Linked DNA regions of Homo sapiens: region 1 is linked to region 2. A link is a loop called in an ENCODE intact Hi-C map of the cell type or tissue named here. Cell type or tissue: spleen. All regions are shown on one strand. Each heading gives the region's core, and the rest is flanking DNA. Links, peaks and the distances in the headings are about the cores only. Region 1 holds the start of LOC124903806 (small nucleolar RNA U13). Region 2 has its middle 85 kb from the start of NETO2.

The links. Peaks named below come from ENCODE experiments on the same cell type or tissue, not always from the same donor. Only the 100,000 strongest peaks of a DNase experiment are listed, where the experiment ranks them.
Region 1: it touches region 2 in a loop (2.1-fold over the local background); 2 of 110 quality-filtered maps call a loop at or near these places.

What each region holds. Positions count from the first base shown.
Region 1 is chr16:47,119,141-47,129,329 of GRCh38, forward strand. It overlaps NETO2 (neuropilin and tolloid like 2), which reads right to left. Exons shown (of 9, transcript NM_018092.5): 3 at 10,084-10,189; 4 at 9,185-9,433; 5 at 3,728-3,772; 6 at 3,517-3,644. LOC124903806 (small nucleolar RNA U13) reads right to left here and starts at 1,881; the gene lies at 1,779-1,881. In spleen, for the core only: no CTCF peak of the experiment used is centred there; no DNase peak of the experiment used is centred there.
Region 2 is chr16:47,054,046-47,064,234 of GRCh38, forward strand. No RefSeq gene overlaps it. Among named protein-coding and RNA genes, the nearest start is that of NETO2, 85 kb to the right of the region's middle. In spleen, for the core only: no CTCF peak of the experiment used is centred there; DNase peaks (open chromatin) are centred at 4,826, 6,196 and 7,426; H3K27ac peaks cover 687 bases.

The sequences.
Region 1 (10,189 bases), core at 1,081-9,080, 65 kb after region 2:
TGTTTTTTTCTTTTTCTTTTTTTTTTTTTGAGATGGAGTCTTGCACTGTTGCCCAGGCTGGAGTGCAGTGGCGTGATCTCAGCTCACTGCAAGCTCCGCCTCCTGGGTTCACGCCATTCTCCTGCCTCAGCCTCCTGAGTAGCTGGGACTACAGGCGCCCGCCACCACGCCCGGCTAATTTTTTGTACTTTTAGTAGAGATGGGGTTTCACCATGTTAGCCAGGATGGTCTTGATTTCCTGACCTCGTGATCTGCCTGCCTCGGCCTCCCAAAGTGCTGGGATTACAGGCGTGAACCACTGCACCCGGCCTATTTATGTCTTTTTTTTTCTAGATCAATCTTGGCATAAGTCTGCCTGTTGTTACCTTTTACAAAGAGCCGATGTCAGGCCTCACTGATTTATTCTTTTTGTATCTTCGTTTTTTTTTTTAATTTCTGTTTTATGATTGCCCTTTCTTTGGATTTGTTTTTCTTTTAACTTCTTGAGTCTTAACTTATTAAATTTCAGTCTTTTTTCTCAAAGTACTGTTTTAGCTGTACCGCAGTTTTTTTAAATGTAGTATTTTCATTAATGCATTTTAAATGTATTCAAATTTCCATACTGATTTCTTCTGTGACTTACAAATTACTAAGTAGTATATTATTATATTTCCAAACATATGGAGTTTTAAAGTAATCTTTGGTTGCTGATTTCTGGTTTAATTGCATTTCTGTCACATGATGCTCTGCATATATGTTCAGACTTCCTTTGTTAGCTGAGCACGTGTATCTGTTTTGATGAATGTTTTATGAATGCTAGTAGAGAATGCCTATTTTCTGGATGTTGGGAGCAAGATACTGTGTCCATTAAGCACATACTGTGTAATTTAAATCTTTTGAGCCATATTAACTTTTTGTATGCTTGAACTGTTAATTACTAAGAAGTAAAAAAAAATTACCAACTATGTTATGGATCTGTCAATTTTCCTTGACAATCAACAACCTGTTTTGTGCATTTTAAGGCTATATTAATACCTGAGATTTATCTAGTGAGATAGAGACATTCTTGATTTGTTTTAATAGTTACATCAGCTCTTTTTTGACATTTGTCTGTTATTTCTTTCCTAGTTTTGTATTTTCAAATTTTCCTGTAATTATCCCATAAACAAGATATATTTGGATTTTAACTGTAGCATTTAATTCATTTATTACTTTGCAGAGAAACATCTTAATTTTGTCCTCATTCTTTTATTTTTTACTTTTATGGGTATATAATAGCTATATGTATTTATAGGGTACATGAGCTATCATGATATAGGTATACAGTGCATAATAATTACATTAGGATAAATGGGGGATCCATCATCTCAAGCATTTATCATGTGTTACAAATAACCCAATTATGCTTATTTTAAACTGTACAATAAATTGTTGACTGTAGTCACTGTGTTGTGCTATCAAATACCAGATATTAATTCTATCTAATTATACTTTTGTACCCATTAATCATCCCCACATCCTGGCCACTGCCTTCATTCTTAAATGACAATGAACACTCTTAACACTATGAAGACATTATTCTATTGTCTTCAGGCTTCTATTTTGCTATTGATAATTCTGGTGTCAATCTTAATAGCATCCTTTTGTAGACTATTTTCTCTATTGTTTAATAACTTTTCTCCTTGTCTGTGGGGTACAATGTCAGTGTCACTTAAATTTTTTTTTCCTGCTTGGGAGTCACCCTGTGTCATGCTTTTCATTAGTTCTTGAAATTTTTTTTTTCTTTTTTTTCCTTTTCATGTCAGATAGGCAATGTGCCGACATGGTAACAAGGCTGGAGGGAGGCGCACGTCACATGTGTGCGTCAACATCCGGGCATCAGACTTACACACTACAGAGTATCAGTTATGGAAAATCCCAATAAACTGCCACCTCTTCCAGCGATACACTCTGGGTAATTTCCTCAGACACATCTTTTAATAGCCATACTTTTAACTTATAGACCTCCTATTTGGTTATTTTAAAAATGGACGTGGTCATTTTTCTTTCTCATCTCTGTTTCCTTCTTGTAGGATACGTGAAACACTCAAATTCTTGGGGATCTAAGGAACTCCTTCCTGTGTGTTATGTCGGTGAACTCGTACCCATGGTGGGCTGTGAGCATAGGGGTTTTAGAATCTGCGGGCTGTGAGCTGACCTGCAGCAGTGTTTTATCCATGCCAACCCTGCAGCTTTCTTGGTGACTTTTAGATTTATTTTTGCCAGGTGACTCAAAGGTTTAATGCACCCAGGACCATTCTGTCAGTCTTTGGACTTCATGACTCCTGGGTTGAGCAGGGAATGTAAATTCATTTCTCAAACCCTAATAAAGGCAGGGTTTCTAAGTATAAAGCTAGGGGGGACCCCAGCCTCACCTCCAACCCCACCCTGAGACTAAACCCAGAAAAACAAGCTTCTTTGTCATCAGCATGTGGTAGTGAAACATTTTTTCTAATCTATGCTTTCATGTGAGTTGCCTCCCTTTGAGGGCTCCAGCTTCATGTGAGTCTCACAAAGGCCATGTGAACCCCAGGACTCTTCTTTTCTCAGTATGGGAATTAAAAGGAAGCTCCCAGTATGTCTACCCCTGTGCAGTAACAGGTTATAAAAGTCAGCCAGGGGCATCTGTAACATCAATTTCAGTTTATTAATCTACAGTTCTCTCTCTTCATTTCTCATCCATAAGCATTACCCTCTTTTTCTCCTTCCTGGAGCTTACACATATGCTTTTAAAATAATTATTTGTCATATTTTACCCAATGTTTCCATGTGTCTTCTAGCAGATGGGTTTTCAGGTTACCTTATCTATCATATTACCCAATCTTTAAATCTGATTTTCATGATTCTTGAGAGGTATGTTTTCCCACCCTCACTCTCTCCTCTTTTCCCTCTTTTTACATAATACGCATTAAATATAATTTTAACTCTGTTGATATTCCTAGAAGTATACATTAAATGCAAAAGTATCCAATCTCAATCTGTCAGAGTTATTTAAAAACATCCTTCCCTGCAGTTCTTTCCAATAAAAGCACCCCATGAGTAGCAGAGGATGGCAGGGTAAGAACAGACTCGACACATTTGGGTTTTCGCTTTTAGATTGCTACGACCAACTCTGTAACTTTTGAGAACACATTTTCACCTCTTGTAGCCTATTTTCTTCCTCATAAAGCTGTTAATGAATCTATAATCATACTGATCAGTATGCACACTCACCAATTGGGAACTGACAGGTCTTAAGAATCTTAATCTTTTATAATTGAGAATCTTAATATATATGTAATATTCCTGAAGAATTTCAGAAATTTCAGTTTATTTAACTATAATAATGCTGGGATCTTAGTAGATGCCAATAAAGTAAGTGAAATAAAATACATTTTAAAAAGTTGCAGTATCAGTTTATGTAGTCAATAAATATTTACACAAACCAAAATTACACATTTTGCAAATCATGCCTTATCATGATGTTCTTCTCTGAAGCGACTCAATACATAATAATACCTTAGCTTTTGGAGTGGCTTTAATGGTCCAGATGCAATCAACGGCTTGGCCTGGTTTTGTTTTCTCCTCTTGTTCTACCTGACTAGAGCGCACTATTCCATCAGCTCCCGAGAGCTCGAACTGACAATCTGGAAGGAATACATGAAAGGTGTTCAAAGGAACATAAGACTAATCAAAAATGCCAAGAGGAACAAGTGGTAATATACTAAACCTGGAATGGGATTTAAAATACCTCCTAGGTAAGTAAAGTCTGGATCTGTAACAGAAAAAAGAAGAAAGTCATTGGTACTGAGATAGTTACTTTAATCCTCGATGTCTTACATTACATCTAACGTTCCATTTCATAGCAAGGTAAGAGAAGCTTTCATTGGTGAAAACTACATATCATTGGTCATTTAGGAGCTCGCTTACAGGATTGACATTTATTTAATCACGTTTATATTTTTGATTCCATAGTGAATAATTTATTTATGCTACTTGCAAACTCACATCAACTGTCAGAGTTGAACAGGTAAACGGAACATCACATATACAATATACCAGAATATTATTTGGCCTTAAAAAGGAATGAAGTTCCTTTCTGCTGAATCATATTACAATTTGTCTTCTAAACTTCGGCTTAAATGGATGGTGGTAATAGTTGCATAATACTGTGAATGTACTTAACGCCACTGAATTACACACTTAAAAATGGTTAAAGAGAGCTAGGCATGGTGGCTCATGCCTGTAGTGCCAGCTACTTGGGAAGCTGACCTGGGAGGATCTTTTGAGCCCAGGAGGTTGAGGCTGCAGACAGCAGAGACAGCACTATTGCCCTTCAGCCTAGGTGACAAAATGAGTCTTAAAAAAAAAAAGGTTAAAGGGTAAATTTTGTTATGTATATTTTTTACCACAATAAAAATAAAGTTTTAGAAATTATAAACACAGGTATCTTTAAAAAATTATTTTAAAGTTCAGATAGAACCTGTGTATATACCTAACAGCCAGAATAAAAAAAATTGCTGGGTTGTCTAAAATGTCTCAGATTTCTGGAAAATCTATTTATTTTTGTTTATTTTTGAGATGGAGTTTCACACTGTTGCCCAGGCAGGAGTACAGTGGCACAATCTCGGCTCACTGCAACCTCTGCTTCCCGGGTTCAAGCAATTCTCCTGCCTCAGCCTCCCGAGTAGCTGGGATTACAGGTGTCTGCCACCACGCTCAGCTAATTTTTTATATTTTTAGTAGAGGCAGAATTTCACTATGTTGGTCAGGCTGGTCTCAAACTCCCAACCTTGTGATCTGCCTGCCTCGGCCTTCCAAAGTGCTGGAATTACAGGCATGAGCCACTGCACCCGGACTGGAAAATCTATTTCAATACGCAATTTAATTGTGTACAACTAGAGACTCAATTCCTGTTAAAACTGTTGTTTTTAATTCCAGATACTTTAGGAAGTTATCAAATTACATATTTTAAAAAGTGGAAAAAAATTATTAGCTTATGTAGAATATATCTCAGCAACTTTTTTTTTTAACTTTATAAACAAAACTCATCCTTGCTGAAAGAGGACAATAGACACTTCTGCTCTTTTGCAGAGAAATGTCAAAGTGAAATTTAAATCTTAAACGGCATGGCGGAGGGGAATCACAGGAACTGTCTGGCAGATTAATCAGAACTATTTCATATGTATTCCAGAAATCTAGGATATTGTCATTATTGCATTAAAATGTCCATAATTATCTCAGTTATGTCCAGGAACTAACAACCCATTAAGAGCCTCTCCCTCAGTAGAGAATTTCATTAAAAAAAATGAACTTCTCACCATTGTTAATAGGTTTCTTCCAGATTTACCACCTCCTAGACAAAATTTATTTTATTAACATGACTTGAAATAACATCAGACAGACATATTTAGCTAATTATGCATTGCCTATTTATTTTGACATGTGTTGGTTTTCTCTTTTAGTGATAAAATTGTGGACTCCTCATCCACATTTTAATAAGGCTTTTCTCCAATGTGACCTCATCCACATTATAAAGGCAACATGATAGAGTAGGAAGTATTGCCTAGTGAAATGCAATCTAGTCCTGGATTTGCCATTCTATGAACCAAGAAAATCACTTAATCTGACTCAGTTTCCTCATCTGTAAAATAAAATATTACATAATCCTCCTGACATTAGTCATTAGCACAAAATTAAACATAATGTCTATCAAAACTGTGAAGCACTATAAAATGCAAATGAAAGGTGATAAACTCTAGAAATCCTAAGCATTTTATTATACTTTGTCTATATTTTAACTATAGGCCATTTAAAGTTGCTCTCATGATCTATAACATGAATAGAGGAAAAAGAGCTACTTGACTCCAAAGTAAGTATCTTTACATATGAAGTTGGCTGACTTTGTCTTTAAATATTTAAAAACATTATTCAAATAAGAGTATTCTTTGGATGTCTTTTTCTGTCAAGTAGTCTAAACTTATGTGCAGCCACCATCTATTCTAACAGTATCTTCATGACACTAATGTTTCAATTACTTCAGTTAGTTGATTTAGTTAATAAAAATAAAATAGCTGACCAATTTAATCCAATCAGTCATTTTGATATAAACTATTGGTTCTCAAACTCCTGTGGACTATTTCACAAGGCAGGATATCCTGTCTTTCTTTCTTTTCCCTGCCACTGTGAAAAAACAGCTTACTAGCTACTAGTTTTTTTTTTTTTTCTGACAGATTCTTGCTCTGTTGCCCAGGCTGGAGTACAGTGGTGTAATATTGGCTCTCTGCAACCTCCACCTCCCAGGTTCAAGCGATTCTCCTGCCTCAGCCTCCTGAGTGGGTGGGATTACAGACGTGCACCACCACGCCCAGCTAACTGTCGTATTTTTAGTAGAGACGGGGTTTTGCCATGTTGGCCAGGCTGATCTCAAACTCCTGACCTCATGTGATCCACCCACCTCAGCCTCCCAAAGTGCTGGGATTACAGGTGTAAGCCACCACATCTGGCTGCTACTATTTTTTAATTGTGGTAAATTATACATAACATAAAATTCATAATGTTGATCTTTTTTAAGACAGGGTGTTGCTCTGTCATCCAGGCTGGAGTGCAGTGGTGTGATCATAGCTCACTATAACTTTGAACTTCTGGGCTCATGCAATCCTCCAGCCTCAGCCTCCCGAGTAGCTGGAATGACACGTGTGCACCACACGCCTGGCTCCACCATTTTTAAGTTTACAATTCAGTGGCATTAAGCACATTTACAATGTTGTACAACCATCACCATTTTTTTATTTTCAGAATTTTTAATCATCCCAAGCTGAAAGTCTACACCCATTAAACATTAACTCCCCTTCCCCCTTCCCCCACATACCCTGATAACCATTCCACTTTCTGTTTCTATGAATGTTACTACTTTAAATACCTTATATAAATGGAGTCATATTTGTGCTTTTGCGTCTGGCTTATCTCACTTAGCATAATGTTTCAAGGTTCATCCATGTTGTGGCATGTATTAGAATTTACTCAAATGAATTAACTCACGTCCACACAAAAACCTGCACATGAATAGCAGCTTTATTCATAATTGCCACAATGTGGAAGCAATCAAGATGTCCTTCAGTAGAATGAATACACAAACCATGGTACATCTAGACAATGAAGTATTATTTGGTGTAAAAAATGAGCTATTAAGCCACAAAAAGACATGGAGGAAACTTATATGCATATTGCTAACTGGAAAAGGCTCCATACTGTATAATTCCAGTTACATGACATTCTGGAAATAGCAAGACTAGGGAGATACTGAAGAGATCAGCGATTGCCAGTGGTTTGGGGAAAGGGAGGGACCAACAGGCAGAGCACGGGGCACTGTTAGAGCAGTGGGACTGTTCTGTATGGTTCTGTAAGGGCGGATACATGTCATCATGCATTTGTCAAAACTCACAGAGCACACCCTACTGCGAGTGAACCCTAATGTCAACTACAGGCTTTGGGTGATAATGATGCATGGATGTTGGCTCATCATTAGTAACAAATGCACCACTCTCGTGCAAGATGCTGATGGAAAGGGAGGCAGGAGGCTTATGGTAACTCTACTTCCTGTGTAATTTTGCTGTGAACCTAAAACTGTTCTAAAAAATAAAGTCTATTAGACAATGTTTACTTTTTGGAAATATCCTTTTGGTATTGTGCAAATAAATACTTGGTTGGCTATGGAGAATATAGAAAAAAATTTTTAAAAAGAGCAGATAAACACTGAAGCCAAGCTTAAAATTTCCTACATAAGTACTAACAGGCAAACATCTGTTTTTCAGGCAAAAAAGCAGATAATAAAGTTATATGTGTACCATAATCCCAATCTTGTGTAACAAACAAAAGAAACAGATATAGAAAAACACTGGAAGGGATATACACCAAATTGTTCACACTGATTTTATATACAGGGTGGAAGGATTATGGATATTTTCTTTTCATTTCAATGTTTTAATTTTTTCCAATTAAATTTCTTGCACGAAAAATAAAAGCAAAAAGATCATGCAGTTGTCTTACTGTTATTTTTTCATCTTGTTAGTGTGTAAGCTTGGTGAAGACAGGAACAATAACTTGCACATCTGTTTCTGCATTAGGGATATGTACACGCCATACTGGACAGGGCTTTACAGTTCTCAGAGTGTTCTCACCTACTGTGGGGCAGGTAACACGGTGGAGCAGGCTGATGGTACAGTAGCCCCCCAATATACACACATTGGATTCCCCATAACCTGTGAGTAGTAGGGTGCACTTATATATGTATCTATACACACACACACACACATATAGTTTTTTAAAAGAGTAAATATTACAAGACAAAAGATGCCATTAGGTTAAGGATCTTGAAAAGAGTAGAAAGAGCTGTGAAGAGGGAGGCTGAGACTGAGGTGATGCAGCCACAGCCCAGCAATGCTGGGGCATGCACTGGAGGCTGGAAGGAGCAAAGACCGGATTCTCCCCCAGGTTCCTAGAGGGAGTGAGGCCCTGCTCAATTTTGGACTTCTGGTCTCCCCAACGGCAAGAAAATCAGTTTCTGCTGTCTGAAGTGGCCAAATTTGAGGTAATTAGTTATGGCAGCATCAATAAACTAACACAGCAGGCATTCCCATTTTACTAATGGCCAATCTCAAACATAATTCTGTGCTTAATCGTCTTACAGCTATTAGGAGGCAGAGAAAGAATTCAAACCCAGATCTTTGACATCCAAGTGCAGAGCAGTATTCTTTCTATTGCTCAATATATTCTAGAGTATTCATTCAGTTGAGTGGTTAATTCTAACAGCTAAATGAGAAAAATCATACAAAACAATTTTTGTGGGAATTCTGAAAACAAGACAATTTGTTGAATTATTTTTAAAATTATTTATTTTTAAATGTATTTTAAATGTTAGCCTGAGCATGTGCTATAAGACAGAAAAAAATCTAAGAAAATGTGGCACCATCTCTGATATGCTTCAAAATTCAAGTGATACGTTTCTATGTCCAATTTCTATTAACTTCTTATTTGTTCATGGACTAATTTCCCTTTGACTTTGCTAATTTGTTTAAAATCTTGATTTGATTAACTTGACCAAATTAATCTCTTTTCTAACCTTAAGATTCTAAAATCAGAGTTAGAGTGAGATGCCCAACCACTTAAAAGATAACTTATTCTTTACCTGGAATAAATGAATATTTTGCTCGAAATCCCAGTCCTTCAAGCTCTTCATCAGAACTAAACTTAATCCACATGAATCTCCCTGTTGATCTAATTAATGGAGGGCTTTTCACGCCACAGTAACGATCTATAAGAGGAGAGAAACCAAATGGCCCATCTCGAACTTCCAAGTGATCAAACCGACACTCAAATGATGGTTCTATATAATAATGTTCATCAAAGGTCAACTCTATTCTTTGACGTGGAGCAGCTAGAAAATAAGAGTAAGCAAATCAGGACAACACAAACAAGAAAGAATATAAATGTATTGACACAAATGAGAAAAGCAGAATAACTGTTCTGCTAACTGCTTCATAGACAAAGGTCTTAGTGAGAATTGCTATACAAGTCATGATAAATGTATCTTACATTAAAAATAATGCTACTCTGTAGAACTATAGTAATCTTTTCCATTGGCATATGCTATCTACTAAATTAAATATTTTTGAGTGATTCAAACTGAAGAGTCAAGAAGCTAATACTTAGTTCAAGATACAACGTACCACAATACACAGAAAAATAAACAGAAGAAATGAAAAGAACTCACTTATGTGGACATAAATTTGAATTAAGCCTTATAAGGGATGCCAGTAAGTTTAAGTTTCTTATCAGAGAAAGAAGTTTTTCATACATACTAATGTACGTAGTTGAATTATACTTTGGGAGATTCAAACTTCCCCTAACATTTCTGCTAGTATCTTGTTAATGTATTCAATATGCAGAAATACTTATCATTACTACAGTTTAATTCAAATACATGTTTAAATTTCATTCAAACTGGTTTACATAGGTCATTTTACCAACATATTTAGTTTTACAATAAAGTAAAAATTCATCCAATAAAAGAAATCGTTCAAATACCTTCCAAAATGTAGATACACTCCTTGTTTGGTGGATATGAGTCAGGATAATTTGGCGAAGCAAAATGACCTCCATTGCTGGTTCGAACCCAAATGCCACACTGGGT
Region 2 (10,189 bases), core at 1,100-9,099:
CGGGGTTTTGCTCTGTCGCCCAGGCTAAAGTGCAATGGCATGATCATAGCCACATGGCCTTGACCTCTTGGGCTCAAGCAATCATCCCGCCTCAGCTTCCTAGGTAGCTGGGACTACAGGAATGAGCCTCCATGCCTAGCTAATTTATATATATTTTTTTGTAGGCACGGGGTTTTACCATGCTGCCCAGGCAGGTCTCAAACTTCTGGGCTCAAGCAATCCTCCTGCCTTGGCCTCCCAAAACCTTAAGATTACAGGTGTGAGCCACTATGCCCATCCCTCCCTGTTTTCTAGTCTTCGAGGGCACCTTAATTCACTTCAAAACACACTCTCTTGGCACAAGGAACATGGAGGTGAACAGTACAGGTCTCTCCTGGCCTTCCTTACCGGTTGGGAGGGAAGGAAAGCCATGCCCTCGCTCATCCGGGCTTCCTTTCTGTGCACTGCAGGCAGATCATTTGCTTGCAAGGATGCAGGCTACCAAGGAAGCCATGGCCAGGCCTGGTGGGGAGCAGACGCCAGTAATGCTGCTGGGGCCACCGCTGTGGTATTCTGGGGTGCGAGGGCTTTGGCTCTCCTTCCCTTTGGGTGTCTTTCATTCTTGGGCTGTCCCTTCTGGGGAAAGGGAGTCCTAAGATTACTGATATTGTTAAGGGATCTTTGAGGAGGATGTTGATATTCTTCCTGGAAACTTCTGTGGCTCATGGGCCTTCACCTGAGTTCTAAATGAGGTACTCAGACAAGTGAAGGATGAAGAAGACAAAGAGAAGCTTTATTTAGTGTTAAAACAGCTCGGGAGATCCGCAGTGGGTAGCTCATCTCTGTAGGCAGGTTGCCCATCCAGTTCAGCTCTCAGCAGAGAGGAGGCCCTGGAAAGGGTAGCTCCTCTCCAGGAGGCTGGTTATTCCCACGTCTCTGCAGGTCTCTGAAGCTCTGAGCAGAAAGGATAGCCTCTCTCTGTAGCTGGTCTTCCTGTCCTCTCTCTGTCCTTCACCTTCTCTGCCCTGCTCTGGCCATCCTCTCTCTTGCTCTGGCTGAGCCCAGGGCTTTTATGTCGCTCAGAGGGGAGGAAGTGCATGCCCACTGGTCCATGGGTGGCCATGGGTGGGCCTGGAAGAGGCACCATGAGTCCGCACTCAGGTCCGCAGGACTGGCAGCCCAGCCCCCAGCCTTCAGGCCCTCTCTGGCCTGAAGGTGGGGCCTTACTGGGGTCCCCCGCTTCCACCCAGGAATCTGTCTGCCTCCTGCTGCCATTCATGACCCCTGGGGCTCGGCCCTAAGCCCTGCTCCAGTATCGGAGTGGGCGCCAGGACGGGAGAGAAACCAGGCAGCAGGAGCAGGGACAGGAGGCTGGGCGGTCTTCCCCAGCCGCCTTGAGGACGCAGGCTGCAGAGATGCACTGGGCCTGTGCCTGGGAGGGTGGCCGCAGCTGCATCCAGGAGCTCCTGTCCCACCAACCTGGAAGGGGCAGGACTCCCGCTTGTCCCCGGCTCCGGCCTGCTCTGTGAAGCGGGAGGCCCAGGTCTGCAGCCACAGTTTGGGGGACTGCAGCTGCACCCGCAAGGGCAGATCCTGCCTGCTCCCGGGCCCCCTTCAAGAGCACAGCGAGTCTTGGATCCACAGCCGCAGTTTGGGTGGCTGTAACCCTGCCCAGGAGGGCGGGGCGTTTGCCTGCTTCGTAGAGCAGGAGGTCTGGGTCTGCAGCCACGGTTTGGGCAGCTGCAGCGGCACCCAGGGAGCTACTGCCCCAGCTCAGAAGGGATGGGGCTCCCACCGGCTCCATGGAGTGTGCAGCCCACCGCTCTGCCTTCCTGCTGCCATCAGTATCTCCAGGTAAGGCAGGTTGCACTGGCTTTTGTGCCCTTCGTCCATCCTATCCTCAGCCTAGAGGTCTTAAGGGCTGAAAATGGAGTCAATAATTTGCCTTTTAGTGGAATTTTTGGCTAAGTTCCTAATGGTGCACTTCCAGCGAAGTGGGCATGCTTAAGTCTTTGTTAGAGCTTCCAAAATTCAGTACAGTAGAAGTTTCTCTCTCACTGGGGGACCTAGGGCAAGTAATTGAGCCCCATCTGAGCCTCAGTTCCTTTGTCTGTACAATGGGGATGGAAAATGCCAGAACCTATCCTACAGGGTCATTGTACGGGGCTTAGAACAGGCGCTGGTGTTGGCAGCCAGGAGCGGTGGCTCACGCCTGTAATTCCAGCACTTTGGGAGGCAGAGGCGGGCGGATCACAAGGTCAGGAGATCGGGACCATCCTGGCCAACATGGTGAAAGCCCGTCTCTACTAAAATACAAAAAATTAGCCAGGCGTGGTGGCACGCGTCTGTAATCCCAGCTCTTCAGGAGGCTGAGGCAGGGGAATTGCTTGAAGCCGGGAGGCGGAGGTTGCAGTGAGCTGAGATCACGCCACTCCACTCCAGCCTGGCAACAGAGCAAGACTCCGTCTCAAAAAAAAAAAAAAAAAAAAAAAAAAAAGAACAGGGGCTGGGGCTTGGGGGCAATTGCCCCCTAAATGTCAGCTCTTCTTATTACTTGGCCTGTCCTGGAAGCTGACTTTTTAAGGAGCAACTTTCTCTGCCTCTTTCTTTTTATTGGTTTTTATTTTCACTCATTCTAGTTGGAGGAGTAACTGTCTTTCTTTCATTCTTCTCCCTCCTTAGCCTCTGCCACACTCCTTGGGAGCCCAGCTCACTTTCTTCAGGAAAGGAAGCATCTGCAGTGGGGTTTGGAAATCTCATTGCTTGGGGGCCACTGGGGGTGCTTTGGCAGTGATGCCCCAGCCCAGAGAAGACCTCGCTTTCTTCTTTGAATTAACTGAAATCTCTGCCTCCCATGAGTTCTTGTCAGGAAAATTGCTCTCAATCACTTACAGCTATTTCCCTTTCCAAGGATCTAATTTTCCTAATTCCCAGAATGCTGCCCTAATTGTATTGTAGTTTCTGAGAAGGTGACGATGGTAGGGGCTGGGTGTATATGTGTGTATCTGTGTGTGTCTGTGTGTGTATCTGTTTGTGTCTGTATGTGTGAGGGTGTGTCTGTGTGTGTGTCTGTGTGTGTCTCTGTGTCTATGTGTAAGGGTGTGTTGTGTGTGTTTGTGTGAGAGGGTGTGTGTGTCTATGTGTCTGTGTGTGTCTGTGTGAGGGTGTGTGTCTGTGTGAGAGGGGGTGTGTGTGTCTGTGTGTATCCATGTGTGTGTGTCTGTGTGTGTCTCTATGTGTGAGGGTGTGTGTGTGTCTGAGAGGGTGTGTGTGTGTCTGTGTCTGTGTGTGTATCTGTGTGTGTGTGTCTGTGTGTGTCTCTGTGAGGGTGTGTGTGTGTCTGAGAGGGTGTGTGTGTGTCTGTTTGTGTCTGTGTGTGTATCCGTGTGTGTGTGTCTGTGTGTGTCTCTGTGTGAGTGTCTGTGTGTGTCTCTATGTGTGTCTGTGTGTGTCTGTGTGCGTCTCTGTGTGTGTCTGTGTGCATGTGTGTGTCTGTGTGTATTTGCCAAATGGGGTTCCCAGCACAGGGAATGGGGATCTCTTGGTGACTTCCTTTTAAAGCCTGCATTTTCCTGGACACTGAAGGTGTCCCAAAGACCCTGGCCTCCTTCCCGAGTCTCATCCACTGACCTGAGACAGTGGCTGGGAAACAGTCCTGGGGGTGAGGATGAGGCCACCTGATTTGACCAGGAATGAGTCAGAAACGTTGTGGACTTGAAGAAGGCCAGCTGGAGGTCTTGTTTTCAGCAGCCCTGCGGAGGGCAGGAAGGTTGGCAGAGGAGATGGCGTGAGCTCATGCCCAGTAGGACTACTGTGGCCCAGTAGGTCCCACAGAGCAATGTCCTCTCCTGTCTCCTGGCGTTTACTCAGGCCTGGTATGGCCAACTATTGTGGCCTCATCTGAAGCAATGTCTGTGTGCAGGGAAAATTCCAATTCTCTTCCACAGCTCAAACAGAACTTCTGGCACCAAATATGTGGGTTTTTCCACACTAAGCAATTCTCCAATTCTCTGCAGATACCAACTGGGCATCCAGTAACTCAACCCAATTCCCACAGGTGGAGGGCTGCTGCATTATTCCATAAGACCATTTCCCATGTCAGACACCAACTGCAGGTCGTGGGTCCCCAGGTTACCCACGCTTCTGTCCCACTTGGCTATAGATAAGAGGTTCCCAAAACCCCCTCCTTAGATTCAATCATTTGTCAGAATGGTTCACAGAACTCAGAGAAGCATGATTACTAGCTTATTATAAAGGATATTACAATTGGCTGGGCATGGTGGCTCACGCCTGTAATCCCAGCGCTTTGGGAGGCTGAGGCGGGTGGATTGCTTGAGTCCAAGAGTTGGAGACCAGCCTGGGCAACATGGCGAAACCCCGTCTCTACAAAAAATACAAAAATTAGCCAGACGTGTTGGCATGCGCCTGTAGTCTCAGCTACTTGGGAGGCTTAGGTGGGAGGATCATCTGAGCCTGGGGAGGCTGAGGCTGCAGTGAGCCGTGATCATGCCACTGCACTGCAGCCTGGGTGAAAGAATGAGACCTTGTCTCAAGAAAAAAAAAAAAGATATTACAACAGATACAGATGAACATCCAGATGAAGAGGCACATAGGGTGAGGTCTGGAAAGGTCCTGCGCTCGGGAATGTCTGTCCCCGTGGAGCTGGGGGGTGCCGTCCTCCCAGCATGTGGATGTGTTCACCACCCGGGAAGCTCTCCAAACCCTGCAGCTCAGGGGTTTTTATGGAGGCTTCATCACGTAGGCATGATTGATTTTTAACTCACTCTCCAGCCTCTCCCCTACTCAGAGGATGAGGGTGAGGTTCAAGGTTCCAAGCCTCTAATCATGGCTCTGGTGATCAGCCCCATCCTGGCACCAATCCAGAGTCATCTTGTTAGAACAAAAGATGTTCCTACCAACCAGGAAGTTCCAAGAGATTAGAAGCTCTGTGTCAGGAACCAGAGTCAAAGACAAATACAGTTGTCCTTCTGTGTTCATGGGGAATTGGTTCCAGATGATCCCCCTCCACTATAACCAAAATCTATGGATGCTAAATTCCCTGATATAAAATGGTGTAGAATTTGCATATAACCTATGTACATTCTCCCATATACTTTAAACAATCTTTAGATCAGTTATACCTAATACAAGCAAATAGTTGTTATACTGTGTTGTTTAGGGAATAATAACAAAGATCTACACAGTGTTCAGTACAGATGCAACCATCCTTTTTTTGTTGTTTGTTTGTTTTTGAGGCAGGGTCTTGCTCTGTCACCCAGGCTGGAGTGCCGTGGTATGATCTCAGCTCAGTACAGCCTTGACCTCCTGGGCTCAATGGATCCTCCCACCTCATCCTCCCAAGTAGCTGGGACTACAGGCATGTGCCAACACGCCTAGCCAATTTCTTTAGTTCTTATAGAGATGAGGACTCCCTTTGTTGCCCAGGCTGGTCTCAAACTCCTGGGCTTAAGGAATCCTCCCACCTTGGCCTCCCAAAGTGCTGGCATTACAGGTGTGGGCCACCACACCCACACCTAGCCCATTTTTTATTCTGAATATTTTCAATCAGAGATTGGTTGAATCCATGGATGCGGGACCCATGGATATGGAGGGCTAACTTTATAAGACCAAAAGATATATCTAGCATCCCTACCACTCAGGAAATTACACGGGTTTTAGGAGTTCTGGCTAGGTGCTGGAGACAAAACCCAAAATATATACTTTTTATTATATCACAATTATCACAGTCTGTGAAATCATGTATTTGATGAACTCACTGTATTTTTTTTTGAGACGGAGTTTTGCTCTTGTCGCCCAGGATGGAGTGCAATGGTGTGATCTTGGCTCACTGCAACCTCTGACTCCCTGTTTCAAGCAATCCTCCTGCCTCAGCCTCCCGAGTAGCTGGGATTACACCAGCTAATTACGCCAGCTATTACGCCAGGCACACGCAACCACGCTCAGCTAATTTCTGTATTTTAGTAAAGACAGGGTTTCACCATGTTGGCCAGGATGGTCTCGATCTCCTGACCTCGTGGTCTGCCTGCCTCGGCCTCCCAATTTTATATTAAATATATAACTATTGAAACAAAGTAATTCATGTTGCATTTCACCTAAAACCTCCCATCCCCCTAGTGGCAGCTGCCATTCTTTGGAAACTTGGCTTGAGCTTTGGGAGAGGGATGAGGGCGGAGTGCACATACGAAGTCCTTTTTGCCAGACTGGGAGCTGGGCAAGGACAGACTGTGCCCAGTCCTGTGCCTGGCACACAGAAGGTGCTTATGGCGACACAGTGTGGATAGAGGAAAAAGCACAGTCTCACATTCAGATCCGGGTTCAAAAACTGGCTGTGCTCTACTGTCTGTGCAATTTAAGGGAAGCTAACCTTGGTTTTCCAATATGTACAATGGGGATACCACCTGTCTTACAGTGGTGCTGGGAGGCTAAGTGGGATGGTATATCCAGGACTTAGCACGGAGTGAACTCTTAATAGATGCCAATTTCCTCTCTTTCTCTCTCCTGGTATTTTATTAACCAATTGGTGCTAAGCTGTTAGTGAGGTAATACGGCCATCTCCTTTCACAAAGGAATCTACATTTGGCCTCAAGGATCAATCTGAAGTCCTGGGATGGCAGGGATCAGCACTATGGTGGAGAGGCACTTAGGCTTGGAAGGTGGCCCCTATTGGGACCACAGTCTCGGTTTTCACAATGGCTGATCATGGCTGCTTCTGGCCAAAGAGGCAGGAGTTGCAATGGGGACCGCCTGCTTGTGAGCTCGCAACCTCAATTCTTCCAGGGGCAGGGTGGGTCCTACAATCTGGCAGCAATAAAACTGATCACAGGACTGAACTGAGACAGTAGGGAGTGGTGGTGCTTGTGGCAAACTGGAGAGTGCCTAACACATTCAAGCCCATCTGAAAGCAACACCACCATTACACTGGCTGAATGAGGAAGTCTGACCAGGCCAGGTGCCTCTAGTTGGAAACCCTAGAAGGGTTATTCCAGGCAGGAGTAATATTCACAATATTTACCCCCCAGAAGGCCTGGTTAAGAGACGCCAGTAACTCCCCATTTCAAGCCTCTCCACCACCTAAAACTCTGGGTAGAAGCAGGAACGAACTTTTCCCTGGGCCCCGAGGCCTGAAGCTGCCATGTTCTGCAGCCATTTAACACCCAGTCCATAAACAGTCGCCGCCTGCTGTACCCTCCCTGGGCTACTCTCTGGGCCTCCTTCCCTGAGGTCCAGCAGCTGGGAAGTGACAGCTTCCAGGCTGTGTGGGATCCTTGGCACGTGTGAGCTGCTCCCTCTACCCCTGGGAAGCCACATCCAACCCAAGCTGGCCTGGGCTGACCTCAAATCCCGGCCACCCTGCCAGAGGCGGCTTCCAGTCCTCGTTCCTGGAGCTCAATCAAGGGATCTGAATCCTTTTACTTCCGCCTCTCGAGCTCATGCCCGTTCCTGAGGGGAGGTTGGGCTTAGCAGTTGTGGCAGTAGCAGGCTGGGTGCGACCTTCTCTGAGAGTTGGCCTCCTACACCCGGGGTCACTGGTAGGACTGAAGGAGATGCGGATCTGCTTGGCACAATGAAAGTCCCGAACGTCAGGAAGGGAATCGTGCGGCTTGTAAAGCCACACGATCCACCGAGCTCTAATCATGCCACGAGGATGATCTGGCCCCTGCCCTGATCTCCTGGTGGGAAGCGTCCCTTACCCCTGATGTGCTCTGGTTTGGAAAGTGCTTCCACGTCTACACTCTATGGGATCCTGTTCACTGCCTCCAATGTAGGCAGGGCAAGAAACGTTCTATTTGTGTTGTAGGGACAAGCGGTCAAGGGGCTTACTTAAAGTCACATAGAAAGGTGAGGACAGAGTTAGGATGAGAACGCAAATCTCCTGGCTCCCTGGCTTTCCTCACTGCCTTCCACCCCTCATCCCACCTAAGCCTCCATCTCACCTCTCACAGCCCCCTGCTGGGGAATGCGGCGATAGGAATAGGCGCACTCCTCCCTATGAAACTGGTAAATGGTGGAGCTAGGAGAGGGAGCAGTGAGCATTTGAAACCCAGTAAAAGACTCGTATTTCAAGGCTCACAGAGCACTTCGTGTGTGATTCTCAAAGTACACCACCTGTGATGCAGCCCAGCCAAAAATGTGTAACTTGAATTCATTAAGTAGGGGATCCAACTAAATGACACCACATGGAAGCAACCAGAACATGGGGTGCCCTGCAAGACAAGCGGCCCAGCCTCTCCATGTTTCATCTCATAAAAGGAACACCGTGCTGGACTAAAAGACAGAGAAGGAAGGTAGCCACCAGGTGCAGTCTGTGGTACTGGATTGGACAGTGGTGTGGATGAAGTGGCTGTAATCAGGAAAGTCTGACTGTCATCTAGGTATTACATGGCAGGAACGTGTATTAAAATGGAAGGGAGACTGTGGACTGAACAAAGTGAGTTAGGAAGCTCCATGTTATCAGACAAATCCAAAAGGAGGATGTTCTGCAAAACAACTGCCTGGGCCATTCAAACATGTTAATCTCCTAAAGGATAAAAAGGCAGGGGAAATTGCCATAGACAGAGTGTTGCTGTACCCCAAATTAATATGTTGAAACCTAATCCCCACTGTAGGGTATTTGGAGGTGGGGACTTTGGTAGGTAATTAGGTCACAAGAGTGATGTCTTTATGAATGGGATTAGTGTCTGTATTAGTCTGTTTCCACACTGCTCTAAAGATAATACCTGAGACTGGGTAATTTATAAAGAAAAGAGGTTTGACTTACAGTTCCACATGGCTGGAGAGGCCTCAGGAAACTTACAATCATGGGGGAAAGCAAAGGGGAAGCAGGGCATGTCTTACATGGCAGCAGAGGAGAGAGAGCAAGCAATGGGGAAGTGCCACACTTTAAAACCATCGGCCCTCATGAGAACTCACCTGCACAGCATGGAGGAAACCACCCTCATAATCCAATCACCTCCAACCAGGTCTCTCCCTTGACACATGGGATTACAATTTGAGATGAGATTTGGGTGGGGACACAGAGCCAAACCATATCAGTGCCCTTAAACAAGAGGCCCCAGAGAGATCCTCCACCCCTTACACCATGTGAAGACATAGTGAAAAGACAGCCATCTATGAACCAGGAAGAGGGCCTCACCAGGTACTGAATCTGCTGGTGCCTTGATCTTGGACTTCCCAGCCTCTAGAACTGGGAGACATACAGTTCTGTTGTTTATGAGCCACTCAATTTATGGTATTTTTGTTATAGCAATCCAAATGGACTAAGACAGAAATGTTATAATTTAAAGGAGACTGAAGAGACGTGATGACTTAATGTAACATGTGACCCTCAATCGGATCCAGAAGATATGGAGGTGTGCCACCCAGATACCCCTGCAACGGGCTGCCTCCTACCGAGAATGTGGCCAGCAGACGGCCCCTGCTATTTGCTCTTCGGGATCTGCTTTGGCTGGAGAGCTGCCTTGCCCAAGGTCAGCCCCATGCATACTGATTCAGGAGGGGCCATCAAGGCCCTTCTGGCTCCATATAAGACAATGTGATGGGCAATTCTCACTCCAGAGCTTCCCCATCGGGTGGACTGAGGCTGTGTCAGGCCCATGTGGCAGTTCTTCCTCTGCTCAGTCCTGCTTCCTTTCCCAGGCACAGATGCCTCATGAGGCAGAGCTTGCAGTGAGCTGAGATGGCGCCACTGCACTCCAGCCTGGGCAATAAAGCCAGACTCCGTCTCAAAAACAAACAAACAAACAAACATTTTGTACCCCCAATCCATCTTGGTGTGAACTCCTGAATAACCCAACCTTTAGTGCCAACTGTAAGGGACAGGATTAGGAGGTAAGGATTAGGCAATTAAGGGACATTGAATATTAACTGTGTATTAGTTAATAATATTGTATCACTGTGAAATATGTTTTTTTTTTTGTTTTTTGTTTTGAGACTGAGTCTCGCTCTGTCACCTAGGCTGGAGTGCAGTGGTGTGATCATAGCTCACTGTTGCCTCAACATCCTGGGCTCAAGGGATTCTCCTGCCTCAGCCTCCCAATTAGCTGGGACTGCAGGTGTGCACCACCACGCCCAGCTAATTAAAAAACTTTTTCATAGAGATGAAGTCTCATTATGTTGCCGAATTTGGTCTCAAACTCCTGGGATCAAGCAATCATCCTGCCTTGGCTTCCTGAAGTGCTGGGATTACAGG